2 separate regions of the Homo sapiens genome follow, and region 2 is linked to region 1. Evidence: read pairs that join two places in POLR2A ChIA-PET (ENCODE). Cell type or tissue: OCI-LY7. All regions are shown on one strand. Each heading gives the region's core, and the rest is flanking DNA. Links, peaks and the distances in the headings are about the cores only.

Region 1 (10,744 bases), core at 2,965-7,964:
TGCCATTGCCAGTATGTAGTGGCTCCTCACAGCAGTGGCCAGCTTTCTACTCCATCTAATGTGGTCCTCACCTGTCCAGAGCCTTGCTTATGTTCACAGGGTTTCTATCATCTTTTTATCACCTCAACTTTTTTAACTTTTTTTTTTTTTTTTTTTTTTTGAGACAGAGTCTCACTCTGTCACCCAGGCTGGAGTACAGTGGTGTAATCTTGGCTCACTGCAACCTCTGCCTCCCAGGCTGAAGCACTTCTCCCACCTCAGCCTCCCAAGTAGCTGGGATTACAGCCATGCGCCACCACTCCTGGCTAATTTGTGTGTTTTTTGTCAAGATGGGGTTTTGCCATGTTGCCTAGGCAGGTTTCAAACTCCTGAGCTCAAGTGATCTGCCCACCTCAGCCTCACAAAGTGCTGGGATCACAGGCATGAGCCACCATCCCCAGCCCAACTTTTTATTTTGAAATAATTATAGATGCATAGGAAGTTGCAAACATAGTAGAGGGCTGGCTGGACGCGGTGGCTCATGCCTGTAATCCCAGCACTTTGGGAGGCCGAGGCGGGCAGATCACGAGGTCAGGAGTTCGAGACCAGCCTGGCCAACATGGTTAAACCCCGTCTCTACTAAAAATACAAAAATTAGCCGGGCATGGTGGCATGCGCCCGTAATCCCAGCTACTCGGGAGGCTGAGGCAGGAGAATTGCTTGAACCCAGGAGGCAGAGGTTGCAGTGAACCAAGATCATGCCACTGCACTCCAGCCTGGGCGACAGAGCAAGACTCCATCTCAAAAAAAAAAAAAAAAATAGTAGAGGGGTCCCCTCTACCCTTCATGCAGTTTCCCTTGATGGTCATGTCTTATATAATCACAGACAATATGAAAATCAGGGAATTGACATGGGTACACAATATGTGCATACAGTTTCACACCCTTTATCACATCTGTGGATTCATGTAACCACATGTAACAGCAGTCAAGATACACAACTCTTCCATCACCACAAAGATCTCTTATTGCCTCACTTTTAAATAGGAATGGATGCCAAGAATAACTGGATATGTTCAGAAAGCTTCCAGTATGGAAGGTAGAGGCCAGAGAAAGCAAAGAGAAAAATGTATCTCCGAGGAATCAGAGCTGATTCAGGTAGGAGAAAGCCTTAAAGCACATGGCAAATATACTCAGAAAGAAGAGCCAATATTTTATCCATGAAATAAAAAGTTACTATAAAAATCAGAACAAGAAAGAGTTCTCGGAAATTAAAACCATTACTTTTTCTTTGAAGTTGACGAAGGCTCCCAGGAAACAGATTAAAAACGTCTGACATCTAGGAAGTCTATAAAGAGAGAAAGGGAAAATTAAGGACCATAATGTATCAGAGAAACAAGAATTATTTCAGAATGGACAGTCATAAGTTTCAAAAATGGTAAATGGAAAATGTCCTGTGGCACATTGTGTGATTCCAGAGCACTGGGCATAAAGCTTCCGAAGAGCAAAAACGGGTCACATACAAAAGACTGGGAATGAAGATGGATTGGATTTTTCAACCTCATTGGAAGCCAGAAGACAATGGGGTGGATTTCCTGTTTCAGTGACATGGTAGCTTGAGCTAAAGTTAGAACCGCTCCCATTACAATCACTTAAAATGCTATATAAGCTATAACAACAGAATAAGAAAGAAAAACAGAGAACCGAAAGCAAAGCAGGAATATAAAGCCAGAGCAGAGTAGGCAGCTCTGGGGAGGGGCAAGGTGGGTTCATTGGACCCTGAAATCGACCCTAACAATAATAGAGGTTTGGATTTGCATGAACACGTGAAGCATGGAGTTGAAACAGAAATCCCCTCAAAAGAGCCATTCCCAGGTAAAAGGGATGCAAGAAAATTTCCCCCATGGGATCAGAGAAATGTCAAGGGAGCTGATCATTGCCCCACACTCTGGATTGTGTTGGAGGAAGTCTTCTGTGAACAGTGGAAAACATCCAAGTTCTAAGTCTGTGTTTATAACATCTACATGTTGCAGGAATGCCCGAGCTGGCACCAGACCAGCCAGCAGACTGGCGATACCCCTGAAGCTTCTTGCTTGCAGAACAAAGGCAGAACTTTTCTAGAGTGACCCTTGCACAGTACAGGCCTTTTGGAATCCTAGGATGCCCACAGATGATGAGCTTGTTCTAGGAAATTACCAAGCATGTAGAAATTAGAACATGAGTCAGCGATCACAACAAACACAAGATTCTCAACATGAGAATTCAAATAATAGAAGAGATTATAATAGAAATGTCTAAAGTGATTGAAGGGCTAAAAGAAGAAATAGATGTCAAAGGAAAGAATAAGACAGAATACATCTTAAAAGGGATTATTTTTTAAAGAATCAAATAAAGCCTCTAGAGTGAAAACATTGAGTTAAAACCCCAGTGGAAATGTTAAACAGCAAATAGCATAAATTCTCAAGAGAGAACTATGGGAACTGGAAAACAGATCTGCAGAAGTTAGTTAGAATTCTGCAGAGATAAAAGAGATGCTTGTGAGGAAGAGACATTACAAACATGGATGGTGGTATGAGGGCCCAGTGGGAAAAATAGCATCCTAAAGGCAGCTTGAGAAGAAAGGCAGATTACTCCCCAGGTTCAACAGTGAAACTCAGGAAATGCCAAGTAGCAACAGTAGAGGCCATAAGGAAGTAAAATCTTCAGTGTGCTAAGGAAAATCAGTTGTTGGCTTAGTTTTCAGCAACCAGCTTAAATTATCGTTCAATAATGGGAACAAATAAGGACATTTTCACAGAAAAAAAAAAAAGTTGTATTTACTAAGAGACCTTCGCTGTACTTCGGGAAGAAGGAAGTAAGGAGAAAGGAGAAATGCGGACAGTAATGGTATCCAGAGGCGTTGGGAAGTGCAGGTAAATCTGAATAAGCATTCGCTTCTGAAAGTGATCGTCACTAATTTGGAGAGGATTAAAAACCAAAGTCCCAACAAAAAATGGAAATCAGTGAGGGGGTGATTTGAATGAACACACTCTTAAGTTCTTTGAACTGTTTGGGAAGTGTAGGAGGGATATTGATTGACTTCAAACTTTCTGAGTCAAGTAGACATGTTCCAATTTTAAGGGTAACCACCAAAAGAATAGAAATAGTGTTTAAAGCTTTCAAACTCACAGAGGGTAAAAATATGGAATTTTAAAACTAGGTCATTTGTCTAAAAGAAAGAGAGCAAAGAAAAAATATGGTAGCCAGAAAGCCCTAAAGGTAGTAGAAATAAATCCACATGGATCACAATGAAAGTAAACAATTATATGTGCCAGTTAAGACAGGTACTCAGACTGGAAGACAGCAGAGCAAATCCTGCAACATTCTGAGAGAATTCCGTATCCAGCCCAACTACGTCAAGTAGAGTAGAAAAAAGTTCTTTTGGCTGGGCATGGTGGTTCACGCCTGTAATCCCAGCACTTTGGGAAGCCAAGACAGGAGGATCGCTTGAGCCCCGTTCGAGACCAGCCTGGGAAACATGGCAAAACCCTGTCTCTACAAAAAAATACAAAAATTAGCCAAGTGTGGTGTTGTGCATCTGTAGTCCCAGCTACTCAGGAGGCTGAAGTAAGAGGATCATTTGAGCCCAGGAGGTTGAGGCTGCAGTGAACCATGATCACACCACTACACTCCAGCCTAGGTGACAGAGTGAGACCCTCCTTTTAGGCATGTAAGGGCTGGAAAAAAAGTGCCTCCTGTGAACCTCTTGTGGGGAGGAGATAGAAGGAGTTGTTCTTCACCAAAACCAGGGACTTTTCCCAGGATCCAGGAAACGGGATCTGACACAGGTGAGCGGCAGAGGAAAGTCTGAGTTAGAGAGACAGGATGGAATTCTGCAGGAGGGAGAGAGATCGACAAGAAAAAGACACAAAGCCCAAAGATACCTGATCGATAATTTGTAGGTAATTTGAAGATATTTAGAAAAGTTATGGATAGGTATTTGACAAAAGTATCAATATGTACATAGTTGTGTGAGGACACGGAACACCACTTGGTTCAGCTGTGAGCTCTGTCCTCCATCATAACACATTTAGATTTTTCAATTAATGCAGTGGAACTGTTGAAAGGATGGAGTACAGGCAAAGGGCTTCAGAGGGGAGGGTAAGAGTTAGGTCATCAGGTACCAAAACAGGACGTCAATAGATAATGTCTATAATAAGTTAGGAATTAGGGTGCAAGCATGTTGTTTATATGTATGGAGGTAAATATTCAAACAGCTAAAAAATTAAAAAGTATTTGCTTCAAAAGAGCACAGTTGAGAGGGTAAGATGGGGGACTGCCTGTTTTTGTTAAGCCTTTTAGTACTATGTTTTTTTTTTAACTTAGGCATGCATTGTTTTGATACAATTAAGCTAAACTATTATTTAAAAAAATACAATATGAGCCAAGTAGGTCCTTTAAAATTTTTTAGTGACCACATTTTTTTCTTTTACTTTTTTTTTTTTTTTTTTTTTTTTTGTCGAAAGGACCTTGAGAAGTGACCACATTTTAAAAACATTAAAAGAAACAGGTGAACCGGGTGCGGTGGCTCACGCCTGTAATCCCAGCACTTCAGGAGGCCCAGACGGGTGGATCACGAGGTCAGGAGATCGAGACCATCCTGGCTAACATGGTCAAATCCCGTCTCTACTAAAAATACAAAAAAGTTAGCTGGGCGTGGTGGCGGGTGCCTGTAGTCCCAGCTACTCGGGAGGCTGAGGCAGGAGAATGGCATGAACCTGGGAGGCGGAGCTTGCAGTGAGCTGAGATCGCGCCACTGCACTCCAGCCTGGGTGACAGGGTGAGGGCGAGACTCTGTCTCAAAAAAAAAAAATAAAAAATAAAAAAAAAAAAAGAAACAGGTGAAATTAATTTTGGAGGTAGAGGTGGATGGAGTCTTGCTCTGTTGCCCGGGCTGGAGTGCAGTGGCTCGATCATAGCTCATTGTAACCTCAAACACCTGGCTTAAGGGATCCTGCTGCCATTTTTTTATGTAGAGATAGGGTCTTACTCTGTTGCCCAGGCTGGTCTTGAACTCCTGGCCTCAAGCAATCCTCCCACCTTGGCTTCCCAAAGTGCTGGAATTACAGACATGAGCCACCTCACTCAGCCAGAAATTAATTTTAATGTTTTATTTAACTCAGTATATATCCAAGATACCATTTCAGAATGTAACGAATATAAAAAATACTAGTGGGCTGGGCACGGTGGTTCACGCCTGTAATCCCAGCACTTTGGGAGGCTGAGGTGGGCGAATCACGTGAGGTCAGGAGTTCGAGACCAGCCTGGCCAATATGGTGAAACCCTGTCTCTACAAAAATACAAAAAATTAGCAGAGTGTGGTGGCTCACACTTGTAATCCCAGCTACTGGGGAGGCTGAGACAGGAGAATCGCTTGAACCTGGGAGACAGAGGTTGCAGTGAGCCTAGGTTGTGCCATTGCACTCCAGGCTGGGCAACAAAAGTTAAATTCTGTCTCAAAAAAAAAAAAAAAAAAGGCCGGGCGCGGTGGCTCACGCCTGTAATCCCAGCACTTTGGGAGGCCGAGACGGACGGATCACAAGGTCAGGAGATCGAGACCATCCTGGCTAACATGGTGAAACCCCGTCTCTACTAAAAATACAAAAAAATTAGCTGGGCATGGTGGCGGGGGCCTGTAGTCCCAGCTACTCAGGAGGCTGAGGCAGGAGAACGGCGTGAACTTGGGAGGTGGAGCTTGCAGTGAGCCAAGATCGCGCCGCTGCACTAGCACTACAGCCTGGGTGACAGAGCGAGACTCCGTCTCAAAAAAAAAAAAAAAAAAAAAAAGAACCCAACCTGGAAGTAGCTGAGAGCCACCTGGTGTGAAGAGAGGAAGTCTCCTCTCCTGTGTTCTGGTTCCTTTGCGGACACTGTGCCGTAGGCCACCTCTATCAATTATGTCCTGGGCCTGAATCTTCAGGCTCTCCCTTGGCAGCTTCCTGCCTGACCTTATTTTTTATTTATTTATTTATTTATTTATTTATTTATTTTGAGATGGAGTGTCCCTCTGTCACCCAGGCTGGAGTGCAGTGTTGTGATCTCGGCTCACTGCAAGCTCCGCCTCCCAGGTTCAAGCGATTTTCCTGCCTCAGCCCCCCAAGTAGCTGGGACTATAGGTACGTGCCACCATGCCTGGCTAATTTTTTGTATTTTTAGTAGAGACTGGGTTTCACCATGTTAGCCAGGATGGTCTTGATCTTCTGACCTCATGATCCTCCCACCTCGGCCTCCCGAAGTGCTGGGATTACAGGCATGAGCCACCACGCCGGGCCCTCATTTTTATTTTTACTGTATTTATTTTTTAGAGATAGGGTCTTACTCTTGTCACCCAGGCTGGAGTGCATTGGCACAATCAGGGCTCACTGCAGCGTCGAATTCCTGGGCTTAAGCAATCCTCCCACCTCAGCCTCTTGAGTAGCTGGGGCTCCAGGTGCGTACCACCGTGCCCAGCTTGACCCCATTTTTAATGTCTTGAAAAGAGACCCTTCCTCAGCCCACATCCACCCCCTCACCTACCTCTTCCTCCTTTTCCTGCTCTTCAGCCGTAGTTCCTGAATGAGCTCCATGCTGTGATTCCTGTTTCCTGCATTGCCAGATGTTCTCCAGGCCCCGCCATTGGGGATTCTGCCCACGCCACCCATTGGGACTGCTGAGCCCAGGTCAGCAGGGACACTTCCCCGTGGCACTGGATCTCTCAGCAGCATCAGGCATTGCTAGCCACTCCTTTCTTGACACTTGTTCCCAATTCCCATGGCTTTTCCTTCAGCTGTCTCTAGTGACTCCTCAGAGGCACCCTTCTGTGTTCCAGGCACTTGCTGGGGTGCACTGGTGCCCAGTGCCTGCCCTTGTGTGGTTCACATTCTAACCCCCATGGGGCACACAGACTGCAGGTGTGGGAACAGTAAGTGCTGTGAAGAAAAATAAAGCAGGTGGATAGAGAATGAGGAGGAGCAATTCCAGACAGGGTGGCCAGAGAAGCCCTTCTGAGGAGGTGACATCTGAGCAGAAACTTGGGTGCAGCTATCTGGGGGAACATTTGAGCCATGGCTGTTCCCTGTGGTGGCCACACCTCCCCAAGCCTGGCGTGCCTCGGCTTCATTGCAGATGGAACCTCCGTCCTGCTCGGACACCTGCAGGACTGTCTCGTGTTCCAGATGTTTCATTGGCATCTGGCACAGCGTCTGCCCACCCAGTGGTTATTCAGTTTGCTGAATGGGCGAGGGAACAACTGAATGGATGGTCTACAGCATATGATGAACGGGAGGAAGAGGCCACTGGGTGCCCAGACCTTATGACAGAGCAGGTTGTGTCTGTGTCAAGCCCTTGCTGGAGGAGAGATGGGACTTGAGCTCAGCCTGGGAAAAGCCAGGTTAAAGTGAGCCGCCCTTTGCCCATGCCCTCTCCCCGTGTTGTTCATTTAGGTCGTGCTTCCACACATCATCTTCCCTTTCAGGACCACTCAGGCTGTGAATGAGTGGAGTGACTGAAATAGTTGGGAGCCATTGAGGAAAAGCCGGAGAGAGAGGCCACGAGAACTAGCATTTTGGGGTTACTTAGCACACGTCCCATTACTTATCACACATAGAGGTCTCAAAAACATCACCACAGGCCTGCCTGACCCTCCTGTGGCTTGGTTGTCCCTTAAAGGAAGGACACAGCAGATCCTTTGAGACATCTCCATCTTCCCATTTTCCTCCACCTGGGATTTGTGGTCCTTGAGCACTCTGGATGCAGATCCATTGGAGAGGGGATGGGTCCTCAGATGCAGTCTGGTGGCGTCATCTTGTCTTTTCCAGACTCCTGGCCAGCGACTTGTTGACTTCCTCCTGGGACCCAGTGACTGAGGGAAATAGAGCCAGCCAGGATGGGAGAAATGGGAAGCACGTGGCATTTACTCCATGAAAGAAAGGCCACAAGCCCTTCTCAGCCAGCAGTCCCAAGGCATCAGTTACCAGTTGTAATGGATCTCAAATGGTGCTAATTACTCCATCCCTGGGAAAATAGAAAATAGTCACTCAGGGCCGGGCGTGGTGGCTCACGCCTGTAATCCTAGCACCTTGGGAGGCCAAGGTGGGCGGATCACCTGAGGTCGGAAGTTCAAGACCAGCCTGACCAACATGGAGAAACCCCATCTCTACTAAAAATACAAAATTAGTTGGGCGTGGTGGCACATGCCTGTAATCCCAGCTACTTGTGAGGCTGAGGCAGGACAATCGCTTGAACCGGGGAAGCAGGCTATGGTGTGCCGAGATCACGCCATTGCACTCCAGCCTGGGCAACAAGAGCGAAACTCCGTCTCAAAAAAAAAAAGACAAAAGAAAATAGTCACTCAAATTATGTTCCATGCTCTAGTGTCTTTAATGTGGGTGACTCCAGTGTTTCAGTATCTGGAAGAATGGTGACCATGTGGTGTCAGCCATGAGCGCTGACAGCAGGCCGTCACTTCTTTCTGCAGTGTTTCCCTACGGTTGGGCTCAGCTCTAGGGAGCTCACTGTAGCTGTGAGTTTCCCATTTCCTGTCAGAGGAGCAACGGCCTTTTGGAGCGAAGTCTGCAGTACTGATGGACTGCACCCACTTAGCAAATGGGTGGTGCTGAGTCCTGTTCACTTTCCCATCCATGCCTTTTACCAGGAACTCAGCCCAAATACATGCTGCTATGTGTTTGTATTTATTTTTGTTGGAAATCTTGGCTTAGAAAGCAGACTACCTGATCCTGTCCTGACCTAATTGCAGGGATGTGGGGGGCTGAAGAAAGGGAGGACTCCTACTGTCAAGGTTAGCATTTGGAAGTCTAGGGGGGTGAGTGACAAGGCCGTCCCTGCCAACTCACTGGGGTCAGCCTGTCTCGGGCTTTCTGTGGCCACAGACATAAACAGTGTGTGGCAGGCCGATTTTGAATGCTGGCAGGACCAACACCTGGTGGTGCAAGACCCCAGCTTGCACTCGATCCCAGGACGTCTTGTGTCTCTTCCTCCTTGGCTTCCCATGCCTTTATCAAGCTCCTGCTTCTCTGTGAAAAAGAAATGTCTGCAGCGCCCCAGCCCAGTTTGTCTCGCAAAGATGTAGTTACAGAGTTGTAAGGAGTGGAGAATCATCATTGTTTTGACATAGTCATTCCAGGGTGGGTCATGAAACCTGCCAGTGCCTCTAGTGTAGGTTCTCCTGGCCTGCATGTAGGGTTGCTCGGTGGTGTGTTTGGGTAAAGATGTGGGCGAGTCTGTAACATTTCTGGCCACTGGGATTGATCTAAAATCACAGGTATTAGGAAAACAAAACGATGCAGGAAGCCAGGACCACTGTGGGAAGATAGGCCCCCCTGCACTTCCATAGCCCCCTGCTCCTCCATAGCCCCCTGCTCCCACTTCAGTGGGAACTTGGCCCCCGGGGAAACAACTGGCCTTGGATCAGGGCTCTTGTGTGTTATTTTTACTGCCTTTTCCTACCATATTTGCATTTTTAAAAATAGCACTGCTGAGTGGCTCCTTTTCAGCATGAGTCTGCCTAGGAAGGTACGGTGCATTTTCAGAGTGTGGCTGTTGATTAGCAGCCAAGGCTTGGCATTTGGGGGAGTGTGGTGCGAAGGGGGCCACTGCTGCGCTGGGTAGGGGTGAGGCTCCGGATCATGAGCTGTGGCAGGAGTGAGGCAGCAGCTTTCTGCTGCCCCAAGGTTATGTCATGCTTCTGTGCATTCGCAGTTGCAGGGAGGTGATGAAGGAGGGGCAGGGAGCACCAGGGTCCCGAGGGCCATGGCCGAGGAATGGGGCCAAGCAGGCATGCCTCCTTCTGCCGGCATGCTTCTTTCTCAGACTCTGAGGTTTCCGCGTGGGTAGAGCCACGCTTTCACACCAGCTCGCTCCCTTCTAGTCACAGCTCTGAGCATCGGGTTCTCAGGGCCACAGCATGGCCTTCCTGCCTGGAAGTCTTCAAGGTGGCGAAACCATGTCCACCAGGTTCCCAAGGATGCGTGCTGGCGGGATCTGCTCTTTGCCACTGTGACAGCAACTGGCCCGGGGCCTTGTTCTTGTCAGCATGGAAACTGGCCCAGGCTGGGATCTGGACCACCTGAGCAGAGGTGGGTCAAGGTTGGGGCCATATCAGTTTGAGGACCTGGTGCCTCTGTGTCTTTCCCAAGGGCTGGACCACAGGAAGGGTGTGTCAGGGAGTGCCGAAGGGTGGGCATCAGTCAACTCTCGCTTTCTTAGTTATTTTCAGTCACCTTGCTTTTACGCCTTGATCCCTGGATTTAACTTAAAATGTTTTTTCTATTTTTTTCTTCATTACACCCCCATATCAGCAGTAAACTTAAAAACTTTTTTTAATTAAAGACAAATATTCCTAAGTAGTCAGAGTATATTTTGTTTCAGGAGAAAGGGATTTTTTTTTTTTTTTTTTTTTTTTTGAGATAGGGTCTTACTCTGTCACCCAGGCCAGAGTGCAGTGGTGCGATCGTGGCTCACTGCAGCCTTGACCCCCTGGGCTCAAGTGATCCTCTCACCAGAGCCCCCCAAGTAGCTGAGACCATGAGCATGAGCCACCAGGCCTAATTTAAAAAAAAAAAATCTGTAGAGATAGGGTCTCACTAGGTTGCCCAGGCTGGTTCTCGAACTCCTGGGCTTAAGTGATTCTCAAAGCTCAGCCTCTCAAAGTACTGGTATTACAGCGCGAGTCACCGTGGCAGTCAGAAGTTGAACTGTTTTAACTATCAGATTCACCTAGGGAACATTA
Region 2 (10,744 bases), core at 2,895-7,894, 310 kb after region 1:
AGAAGCAGGAAGGGATAAAGATTCCTCCCAATGTATCTCCTGGCCTGGGTGTTTCTGCTGCCCACAAGTATGTTGCTGTGATTCTCAGGTCAAAGAGGCTCTCAGTTGCCTCAAAAGCTGCACCCTCGGCTGGGCTTGGTGGCTCACGCTTGTAATTCCGGCGCTTTGGGAGGCCAAGGCAGGTAGATCACTTGAGGTCAGGAGTTCGAGACTAGCCTGACCAATATGGTGAAACCCTGTCTCCACTAAAAATACAAAAAAATTAGTTGGGCATGGTGGTGGGTGCCTGTAGTCCTAGCTTCTCGGAAGGCTGAGACAGGAGAATTGCTTGAACCCAGCAGGCAGAGGTTGCAGTGAACCGAGATCGTGCCACTGCACTCCAGCCTGGGTGACATAGTGAGACTCTGTCTCAAAAAAAAAAAATACTGCACCCCGACCTCCTTCACTTTGCCTTCCCTGGGACGTGTACGCCATCCCTTTGATCCTCCTTCCTCGCCCCTCCTCCTCCTCCTGGAGTTAGCCTTCATGCACTTGTTTATTTGCTCATCATAGATTTACTGGGTACCCTGAACACCCTCTGGGTCGGGCCAAGGCCAGGTGCTGGGGAGGTGCCCTTTAGAGGCCCCGCTGAGCCTTCTGGTCACGCATGGCAATTCCATCAGCCCTGGCCCGGCACCCCTCTTGTTTGTGTCACTCAGCTGTGAAGACCTGTTGCCCATGCTTGTCTTTGATCTCCCCCAGCGGGGCTTCTGCTGGCTTAGCCTTTCCTCCCTCCAGCTCTGCCTGTGAGGTCCAGTGATCCTTCCGGGCAGTGGACCCTGCTCTGTGGGCACCTCACAGGCTCCGCAGGAAGCTTCTGGCTTCCAGCACCCCCTCACCTTGCTCACACTTTGCCTCCACCCCTCAAGCAGGCATGATTCCTCAGTGATGCCCCAGACTCTATAAGGACCTGAATTCAAACCAGTTTGCTTAGGGGACATTCAATTTGTAGCTGTGAAAATGAATTTAAAGTTCACCTGAAAAAAAAAGAACAAAAGTAGACTATCCAGGCCGGGCGCTGTGGCTCACGCCTGTAATCCCAGTACTTTGGGAGGCCGAGGCGGGCGGATCACGAGGTCAGGAGATCGAGACCATCCTGGCTAACACGGTGAAACCCCATCTTTACTAAAAATACAAAAAATTAGCTGGCGTAGTGGCGGACACCTGTAGTCCCAGCTACTCGGGAGGCTGAGGCAGAAGAATGGCGTGAACCCGGGAGGCGGAGCTTGCAGTGAGCCGAGATCACGCCACTGCACTCCCTCCTGGGCGACAGAGCGAGACTCCGTCTCAAAAAAAAAAGTAGACTATCCAGGACTTTTTTTAGGAGGGGGGAAAATAAAAAACCATGAAAGATATATCCCTCACCAAATATTAAATGAATAATTAAGTTAAAAAGCTTTTTTGCTTTAACTGGTTTGGTACTGTTGCTGAAATATGCAAAAGCAATTCAATGGAACAGAATACACCCAAGAAATAGATCCAGATATCTACATGGAAGAAACGGTATCCAGACTGCGAAAAAACTCAGATGGCTCAGTAATATAAACTTAAAAAAAAAAAAGTACGAGAAAAGAACACAGGTGTTTTATTTATCCCAAGCTAAGCTTTTTTTTTTTTTTTCCTCAGACAGAGTCTCATTCTGTCTTCCCAGTTGGAGTGCAGTGGAATGATCTCGGTTCAAACGATTCTCCTGCCTCAGCTTCCTGAGTAGCTGGGATTACAGGCGTGCGGCACCAGGCCCAGCTAATTTTTGTATTTTTAGTAGAGACGGGGTTTCACCATGTTGGCCAGGCTGGTCTCACACTGCTCACATCAGGTGATCTGCCTACCTCGGTCTCTCAAAGTGCTGGGATTACAGGTATGAGCCACCGCGCCCTGCCTGGGATAAGCTTTTCTAAGCAAGACACAAAACCAAAAAGCTGTAAAACAGAAAGTATGAATGGCCAGGCATGGTGGCTCACGCCTGTAATCCCAACACTTCGGGAGACCAAGGTGGGCAAATCACAAGGTCAAGAGATCAAGACCATCCTGGCAACGTGGTGAAACCCCGTCTCTACTAAAAATACAAAAACAAAAATTTTTACAAATTACAAAAATTAAAAATACAAAAATTAACTGGGCATGGTGGCGTGCACCTGTAGTCCCAGCTACTCAGGAGGCCGAGGCAGGAGAATCGCTTGAACCCAGGAGACAGAGGTTGCAGTGAGCCGAGATCGCACCACTGCACTCCAGCCTGGGCAACAGAGCGAGACTCCATCTCAAAAAAAAAAAGAAAAAAGAAAGAAAGTCTGATAAACATAAATCATAAATAAAACATGAACAAATGAAAGAATTAAAACTCCACTAGCACAAAATAGCAACAATAAATGAAATTAAACCGCATATTTTTATTTTTTTCAAGACAGGGCCTTGCTCTGTCACCCAGGCTGCAATGCAGTGGCACAATCAACGTTCACTGCACTCTCAACCTTTCAGGTTCAAGCAATTCTCCCGCCTTAGCTTCCCAAGTAGCTGGGACCCACCTAATTTTTGTATTTTTTGCAGAGACAGGGTTTTGCCATGTTGACCATGCTGGTCTCAAACTCCTAAACTCAGGGAATCCACCCGAAATGGCCTCCCAAAGTGCTGGGATTATAAGCGTGAGCCACCATGCCTGGCCCACATGATAATGAAAATGGGAAAAAATAAGAAAAAGATTTTCATATAAATGATTAAATAATATTCTTTAACGGCCAAAGAATTGGCTGGGTGCAGTGGCTAATGCCCGTAATCCTAACACTTTGGGAGGCCGAAGTGGGTGGATCACTTGGGGTCAGGATTTTGAAACCAACCTGGCCAACATGGTGAAACCCCATCTCTACTAAAATACAAAAAAAAAAAAAAAAAATAGCCATTCGTGGTGGCAGGTGCCTGTAATCCCAGCTACTCAGGAGGCAGAGGCATGAGAATCGCTTAAACTCTGGAGGCAGAGGTTGCAGTAAGCCGAGATCACGCCACTGCACTCCAGCCTGGGCAACAGAGCGAGACTGCCTCAAGAAATAATAATAATAAAATAGGCCGGGCACGGTGGCTCACGCCTGTAATCCCAGCACTTTGGGAGGCAGAGATGGGCGGATCACCTGGGGTCAGGAGTTCAAGACCAGCCTGGCCAACATGGCAAAACCCCGTCTCTACTAAAAGTACAAAAATTAGCCGGGGTGGTGGTGGGCACCTGTAATCCCAGCTACTCAGGAGGCTGAGGGAGGAGAAGCTTGAATGCAGGAGGTGGAGGTTGCAGTGAGCTGAGATCAGGCCACTGCACTCCAGCCTGGGCGACAAGAGCACGACTCCATCTCAAATAATAATAATAATAATAAAATTTAAAAATAGGAGGCCAGGCATGGTGGCTCACGCCTGTAATCCCGCACTTTGGGAGGCCAAGGCGGGCGGATCATGAGGTCAGGAGATCGAGACCATCCTGGCTAACACGGTGAAACCTCATCTCTACTAAAAAATAGAAAAAATTAGCTAGGTGTGGTGGCAGGCACCTGTAGTCCCAACTAGTTGGAGGCTGAGGCAGGAGAATGGCGTGAACCTGGGAGGTGGAGCTTGCAGTGAGCCAAGATTGCACCACTGCACTCCAGCCTGGGCGACAGAGCGAGACTCTGTCTCAAAAAAAAAAAAATTAAAAAATAGTATATAAAGAATTCTGAAAATTTAGTAAGAAAATATGAACATCATTATATAAAATGGACAAAGGGCTGGGCATGGTGGCTCACGCCTATAATCCCAGCAATTTGGGAGGCTGAGGTGAAAGGATCTTTTGAGCCCAGGAGTTCTATACCAGCCTGGGCAACATGGTGAAACCCTGTCTCTATAAAAAAATACAAAAATTAGCCGGGCATGGTGGCACATGCCTGTAGTCCCAGATACTTGGGAGGGTGAGGTGGGAGGATGGCTTAAGCCTGGGAGGCAGAGGTTGCAGTGAGCCAAGATCCCCCACTGCACTCCTGCCTGGGCAACAGAGCTAGACCCTATCTCAAAAACAAGCAAACGAAAAAGGACAAAGTGCATTAAACAGGCAGTTTTAACCTGAGATGTCATTTAAAAAAAAAATTTTTTTTTTTTTGAGACAGAGTCTCACTCTGTCGCCCAGGCTGGAGTGCAGTGGCATGATTTTAGCTCACTGCAACCTCCTACCTCCCGGGTTCAAGCGATTCTCCACCTCAGCCTCCTGAGTAGCTGGGACTACAGGTGCAGGCCACCATGCCCAGCTAATTTTTGTATTTTTAGTAGAGACAGGGTTTCACCATGCTGGCTAGGCTGGTCTCGAACCCCTGACCTCGTGATCCACTTGCCTCAGCTTCCCAAAGTGCTTGGATTACAGGCGTGAGCCACCGCACCTGGCCTAAAAATTTTTTTCTTAGACTTTTTTTTATTTTTTTGAGATAGGGCTTCGCTCTGTCACCCAAGCTGGAGTGCAGTGGCACAGTCATAGCTCACTGCCGCCTCCAACTCCTGGGCTCAAGCCATCCTCCTGCCTCATTCTCCTGAGTAGCTGGGACTACAGGCACATGCTACCATGCCTGGCTAATTTTTTATTTTTTATAGAGATGGGGTCTCGCTATGTTGCCCAGGCTGGTCTCGAACTCCTGGCCTCAAATGATCCTCCCACCTCGGCCTCCCAAAACTCTGAGATTACAGGTGTGAGTTATTGTGCCCAACAGACATGTTTTAGAGCAGCTTCAGGTTTACAGAAAAAAAAATCATGCAGAAAGGATAGAGTTGTCATATATCTCCTCCTGCTCCCTGTCCCTCAGTTTCCACTATTATTAAGAACTAGCAAGGCCGGAAGTGGTGGCTTATGCCTGTAACCCCAGAGCTTTAGGAGGCTGAGGCGAGATGATTAATTGAGCCCAGGAGTTTGTGACCAGCCTGGACAATATAGCAAGACCCCATCTCTACAAAACAATTAAATAATTAGCTGAGTGTGATGGCACACACTCGAGGTTGCAGTGAGCTATGATTGGGCCACTGAACTCCAGCCTGGGTGACAGAGCTGGACCCTGTCTCTAAATAAATAAATAACTTGAATGAGTGTGGTACATTTACTACAACTGATGGACAAATTGATTGATACATTATTATTAACTAAAGCCCATAGTTTACTTTTTATTTCTAAAAATCTTTTTTTAATTTTTGTGGGTACGTAGTAGGTATATATATTTATGGGTTACATGAGATATCTTGATACAGGCATAATCACATCAGGGTAAATGGAGTGTCCATCACCTCAAGCACTTATCCTTTCTTTGTGTTACAAACAATCCAATTATACTCTTTTTTTCTTTTCTTTTCTTTTTTTTTTTTTTTTTGAGACAGCATCTCTCTCTGTTGCCCAGGCTGGAGTGCAGTGGTGCCATCTCAGATGCTCACTGCGACCTCCGCCTCCCAGGTTCAAGCGATTCTCCTGCCTCAGCCTCCCGAGTAGCTGGGACTACAGGCGCCTGCCACCATGTCTGGCTAATTTTTGTATTTTTTAGTAGAGACATGGTTTTGCCATGTTGGCCAGGCTGGTCTCGAACTCCTAGCCTCAAGTGATCCGCCTGCCTCAGCCTTTCAAAGTGCTGGGATTACAGGCGTAAGCCACTGCACCCGGCCCAATTATACTCTTTCAGTTATTTTTATTTATTTTATTTTTTGATATGGAGTCTCGCTGTGTCACCCATGCTGGAGTGCAGTGGAATGATCTCGGCTCACTGAAACCTCCGCCTCCTGGGTTCAAGCAATTCTCCTGCCTCAGCCTCCCGAGTAGCTGGGATTACAGGTGCCCGCCACCACGCCTGGCTAATTTTTGTATTTTTAGTAGAGACAGGGTTTCACCATGTTGGCCACGCTGGTCTCGAACTCCTGACTTCAGGTGATCTACCCGCCTCGGCCTCCCAAAGTGTTGGGATTACAGGTGTGAGCCACCATGCCCGGCCCATAGTTTTTTTTTTTTTTTTGAGACGGAGTCTCACTCTTCGCCCAGGCTGGAGTGCAGTGGCGCGATCTTGGCTCACTGCAAGCTCCACCTCCCGGGTTCATGCCATTCTCCTGCCTCAGCCTCCCGAGTAGCTGGGACTACAGGCGCCCCGCCACCATGCCTGGCTAATTTTTTGTGTTTTTAGTGGAGATGGGGTTTCACCGTGTTAGCCAGGCTGGTCTCGATCTCCTGACCTCATGATCCGCCCGCCTCAGCCTCTCAAAGTGCTGGGATTATAGGCGTGAGCCACTGCGCCCGGCCGCCCATAGTTATTTTTAATGTACAATAAATTATTATTGACTGTAATCACCCTATTGTGCTATCAAATACTAGGTCTTATTCATTCTAGCTAATTATATTTTTGTGCACATTAACCAGCCCCCCTTCTCCCTCTTTCCCCACCATTACTTTTCCCAGCCTCTGCTCTCTATCTCCATGAGTTCCATTCTTTTAAGTTTTAGCTCCCACAAATAAGTGAGAACACATGAAGTTTTTCTTTCTGTGCCTGGCTTATTTCACGTAACACAATGACCTCCTGCTCCATCCAAGTTATTGCAAATGACAGGGTCTCATTCTTTTTTATGGGTGACTAGTACTCCCAGGTGTATATGAACCACATTTTCTTTATCCATTTGTTTGTTGATGGACACTTAGTGTATTAGTCCATTTCATACCACTGTGAAGAAATACCCAAGACTGGGTAATTTATAAAGAAAAAGAGGTTTAATGGACTCAGTTTCACGTGGCTGGGGAGGCCTCACAATCATGGAAGAAGGCGAAGGAGGAGAAAAGGCACATCTTACATGGTGGCAGGCAAGGAAAGTGTGTACAGGGGAACTGCCCTTTGTGAAACCATCAGATCTCATGAGACTTACTCACTATCACGAGAAGAGCACAGGAAAAACCTACCCCTAAAATAATTAGCCAGGCATGGAGGTGGGCACCTGCAATCCCAGCTATTCAGGAGGCTGAGGCAGAGAATTACATGAACCCAAGAGGCGGAGGTTGCAGTGAGCCAAGATCACGCCACTGCACTCCGGCCTGGGTGACAGAGTGAGATTCCGTCTCAAAAGAAACAAAACAAAACAAAAACAGAAAAATCCGCCCCTGTCATTCAATTACCTCCCACTGGGTCCCTCCCATGACATATGGGGATTATGGGAACTATAATTCAAGATGAGATTTGAGTGGGGACACAGGTTGCTTCCAATTCTTAGCTGTTGTGAATAGTGCTGCAATAAACACGGGAGTATAGATATCTTTTCAATATATTGATTTCCTTTCTTTTGGGTATATACCTACCAGTGGGATTGCTGGATCACCTGGTGGCTCTATTTTTAGTTTTTTGAGGAACCTCCATACTGTTCCATAGGAGTTATACTAATTCGCATTGCCACCAACAGTGTACGAGGGTACCCTTTTCTCCACATCCTCACCAGCATTTGTTATGGCCTGTCCTTTGGATAAAAGCCATTTTAACTGGGGTGAGAAAATACCTCATTATAATTTTGATTTGCATCTCTGATGATCAATGATGTTGAGCACCTTTTCATATATCTGTTTGCCATTTGTATATCGCCTTTTAAGAAATGTCTATTCAGATCTTTTGCCCATTTTTGGTTGTATTATTAGATTTTTTTTCCCATAGAATTGTTTGAGCTCCTTATATATTCCCATTACTAAATCCCGTCAGATAGCTAGTTGGCAAATATTTCTCCCATTCTGTGAGTTGTCTCTTCACTTTGTTAATTGTTTCCTTAAAGTCCATAGTTTAAAATGGGGTTTGTGCTTTGTGTTATATAGTTCTGTGTGTTTTGCCAATTGCATAATGTCAATATCCACAATTACAGTATCATACAGCGTGGTCCATCACCCTAAAAATCATCTGTGCTCCACCAACTCATCCCTCCCTTCCTCCCTCTGTCTCCCTCCCCCAACCCCGCAAACCCTTGGCAATCATTGATCACTTCAATGTCTCCATGGTTTTGCCTTTTCCAGAATGTCACATGGTTGAAATCATACAGTATGTTGCCTTTTCGGATTGGCTTCTTCACTGATTAATATTCATTTGAGGTTCCTTTATGGCTTTTTGTGGCTTGCTAGCTCATTTCCTATCTCTGAATAATATGTCTTTTTTTTTTCTTTTTTTTGAGATGGAGTCTTGTTCTGTTACTCAGGCTGGAGTGCAGTGGTGCAACCTCTACTCACTGCAACCTCTGTCTCCCAGGTTCAAGTGATTCTCCTGCCTCAGCCTCCCCAGTAGCTGGGATTACAGGCACGCACCACCACACCCAGATAATATTTGCATTTTTAGTAGAGATGGAGTTTCACCATGTTGGCCAGGCTGGTCTCAAACTCCTGACCTCAGGTGATCAACCCACCTCAGCCTCCCAAACTGCTGGGATTACAGGCGTGAGCCACCACCATACCTGGCTGCTTAATAGTATATCTTTTTTTTTTTTTTTTTTGAGCTGGAGTCTTGTTTGTCACCTAGGCTGGAGTGCAGTGGCGCAATCTTGGCTCACTGCATCCTCTGCCTCCCAGGTTCAAGCAATTCTCCTGCCTCAGCCTCCCGAGTAGCTGGGATTACAGGCACCCACCATCATATCCAGCTAATTTTTGTGTTTTTAGTACAGACAGGGTTTCACCATGTCGGCCAGGCTGGTCTCGAACTCCTGACCTTGTGATCTGCCCGCCTTGGCCTCCCAAAGTGCTGGGATTACAGGCGTGAGCCACCGCGCCTGGCCTAATAGTATATCTTATATGAATGTACCTTAGTTTGCTTATCTATTCACCTAGTAAAGGATGTCAATTGCTTCCAATTTTCGGCAGTGATGAATAAGGCTGCTATAAACATTCTTGTGTAGGTTTTTGTGTGGATGTAAATTTTCAACTCATTTGGATAAATAGCAAGCAACACGATTCCCGGATCATATGGTAAGAGTACGTTTAGCTTTCTAAAAACTGCCACACTGTCTTCCAAAGTGGCTATAGCATTTTGCATTCCTACCAGTAATGAGTGAGAACTCCTGTTGCTCCACACTCTCACCAGCATTTGGTGTTCTCAGTGTTTTGGATTTTAGCCATGGTGATAGCCGTGTAGTGGCATCTCATTGTTGTTTAAATTTGCAGGTCCCAGCTGGGCATGGTGGCTCATTTTTGTAATCCCAGCATAATCCCGAGGCCAAGGTAGACTTGAGACCAGGAGTTTGTGATCAGCGTAGGCAACAAAGCAAGATCCTGTCTCCATAAAAAAATTTTAAATTAACCGGGGGCGGTGGTGAGTTCCTGTAGTCTCAGCTACTTGGGAGGCTGGGGCACCCATAATCATGCAACTGCACTTCAGCCTGAGCCACAGAGCAAGATCTTGAATTTAAAAAAAAAAAAAAAAAAAAAAAGGCCGGGCTCAGTGGCTCACACCTGTAATCCCAGCACTTTGGGAGGCTGAGGCAGGTGGATCACCTGAGGTCAGGAGTTCGAGACCAACCTGACCAATGTGGTGAAACCCCATCTCTACTTAAAAAAACACAAAAATTAGCCAGGCATGGTGGAGGGCGCCTGTAATCCCAATTACTTGGGAGGCTGAGGTGGGAGGTCAAGGCTGCAGTGAGCCATGATTGTACCACTGCACTCCAGCCTGGGTGACAGAGTGAGACCCTGTCTCAAAAAAAAAAAAAAAAAAAAAAAAAAACCACAAAAAAACCTGCAATTCCCTACTGACATCTGATGCTGAGCATCTTTTCATATGTTTGTTTGTCATCTGCATATCTTCTCTGGTGAGGTGTCTGTTCAGATCTTTTGTCTCTGTTTTAATCAGGTGTTTATTTTCCTATCATTGAATTTTTTCTCTTTTTAAAAATTTTTTGTAGAGGCCGGACGCGGTGGCTCATGCCTGTAATCCCAGCACTTTGGGAGGCCGAGGCGGGCAGATCACGACGTCAGGAGATCGAGACCATCCTGACTAACACGGTGAAACCCCATCTCTACTAAAAATACAAAAAAAAAATAGCTGGGTGTGGTAGCGGGCACCTGTCATCCCAGCTACTCAGGAGGCTGAGGCAGGAGAATGGCATGAACCCAGGGGGTGGAGCTTGCAGTGAGCCAAGATCGCACCACTGCACTCCAGCCTGGGTAACAGAGCAAGACTCTGTCTCAAAAAAAAAAAAAAAAAAAAATTTGTAGAGATGAGGGTCTCACTTTGTTGCCCAGGCTGGTCTCAAACTCTTGAGCTTAAGCAGTCCTCCTACCTCAGCCTCATAAAGTGCTGGGACTACAGGTGTGAATCACCTCGCTGGGCTAATTTTTGTATTTTTTGTAGAGACAGGATCTCACTTTGTTGCCCAGGCTGGTCTCGAACTCCTGAGCTCAAGCGATCTGCCTGCCTTGGCCTCCCAAAGTGCTGGGATTATAGGCATGAGCCACCATGCCCGGCTTATAGTAACTCTTAAAGTCGAGTATTGTCCATCCATCCTTCAGCTTTGTTCTTCTTGTTTAATTTTGTGTTGCAGCATCCTACAGATTTCTTTTTCCTTTTTTCTTTTCTTTTCCTTTTTTTTTTTTTTTTTTTTTTTGAGACGGAGTCTCACCCTTGTTGCTCAGGCTGGAGTGCAATGGCACAATCTCGGCTCACCACAACCTCCGCCTTCTGGGTTCAAGCAATTCTCCTGCCTCAGCCTCCCGAGTAGCTGGGATTACAGGCAT

Evidence for each region. Peaks named below come from ENCODE experiments on the same cell type or tissue, not always from the same donor. Only the 100,000 strongest peaks of a DNase experiment are listed, where the experiment ranks them.
Region 2: POLR2A ChIA-PET joins it to region 1 with 10 read pairs; 4 of 35 experiments call an interaction of 5 or more read pairs at or near these places.

The regions. Positions count from the first base shown.
Region 1 is chr17:76,418,958-76,429,701 of GRCh38, reverse strand. The region is part of intron 1 of UBE2O (ubiquitin conjugating enzyme E2 O); the gene reads left to right. Among named protein-coding and RNA genes, the nearest start is that of UBE2O, 29 kb to the left of the region's middle. RefSeq lists enhancers at 6,166-6,665, 6,666-7,167. In OCI-LY7, for the core only: no CTCF peak of the experiment used is centred there; DNase peaks (open chromatin) are centred at 5,831, 6,891 and 7,284; H3K4me3 peaks cover 2,323 bases; H3K27ac peaks cover 4,626 bases.
Region 2 is chr17:76,109,521-76,120,264 of GRCh38, reverse strand. It overlaps a transcript of LOC101928447 not described here. Among named protein-coding and RNA genes, the nearest start is that of EXOC7, 11 kb to the right of the region's middle. In OCI-LY7, for the core only: no CTCF peak of the experiment used is centred there; no DNase peak of the experiment used is centred there.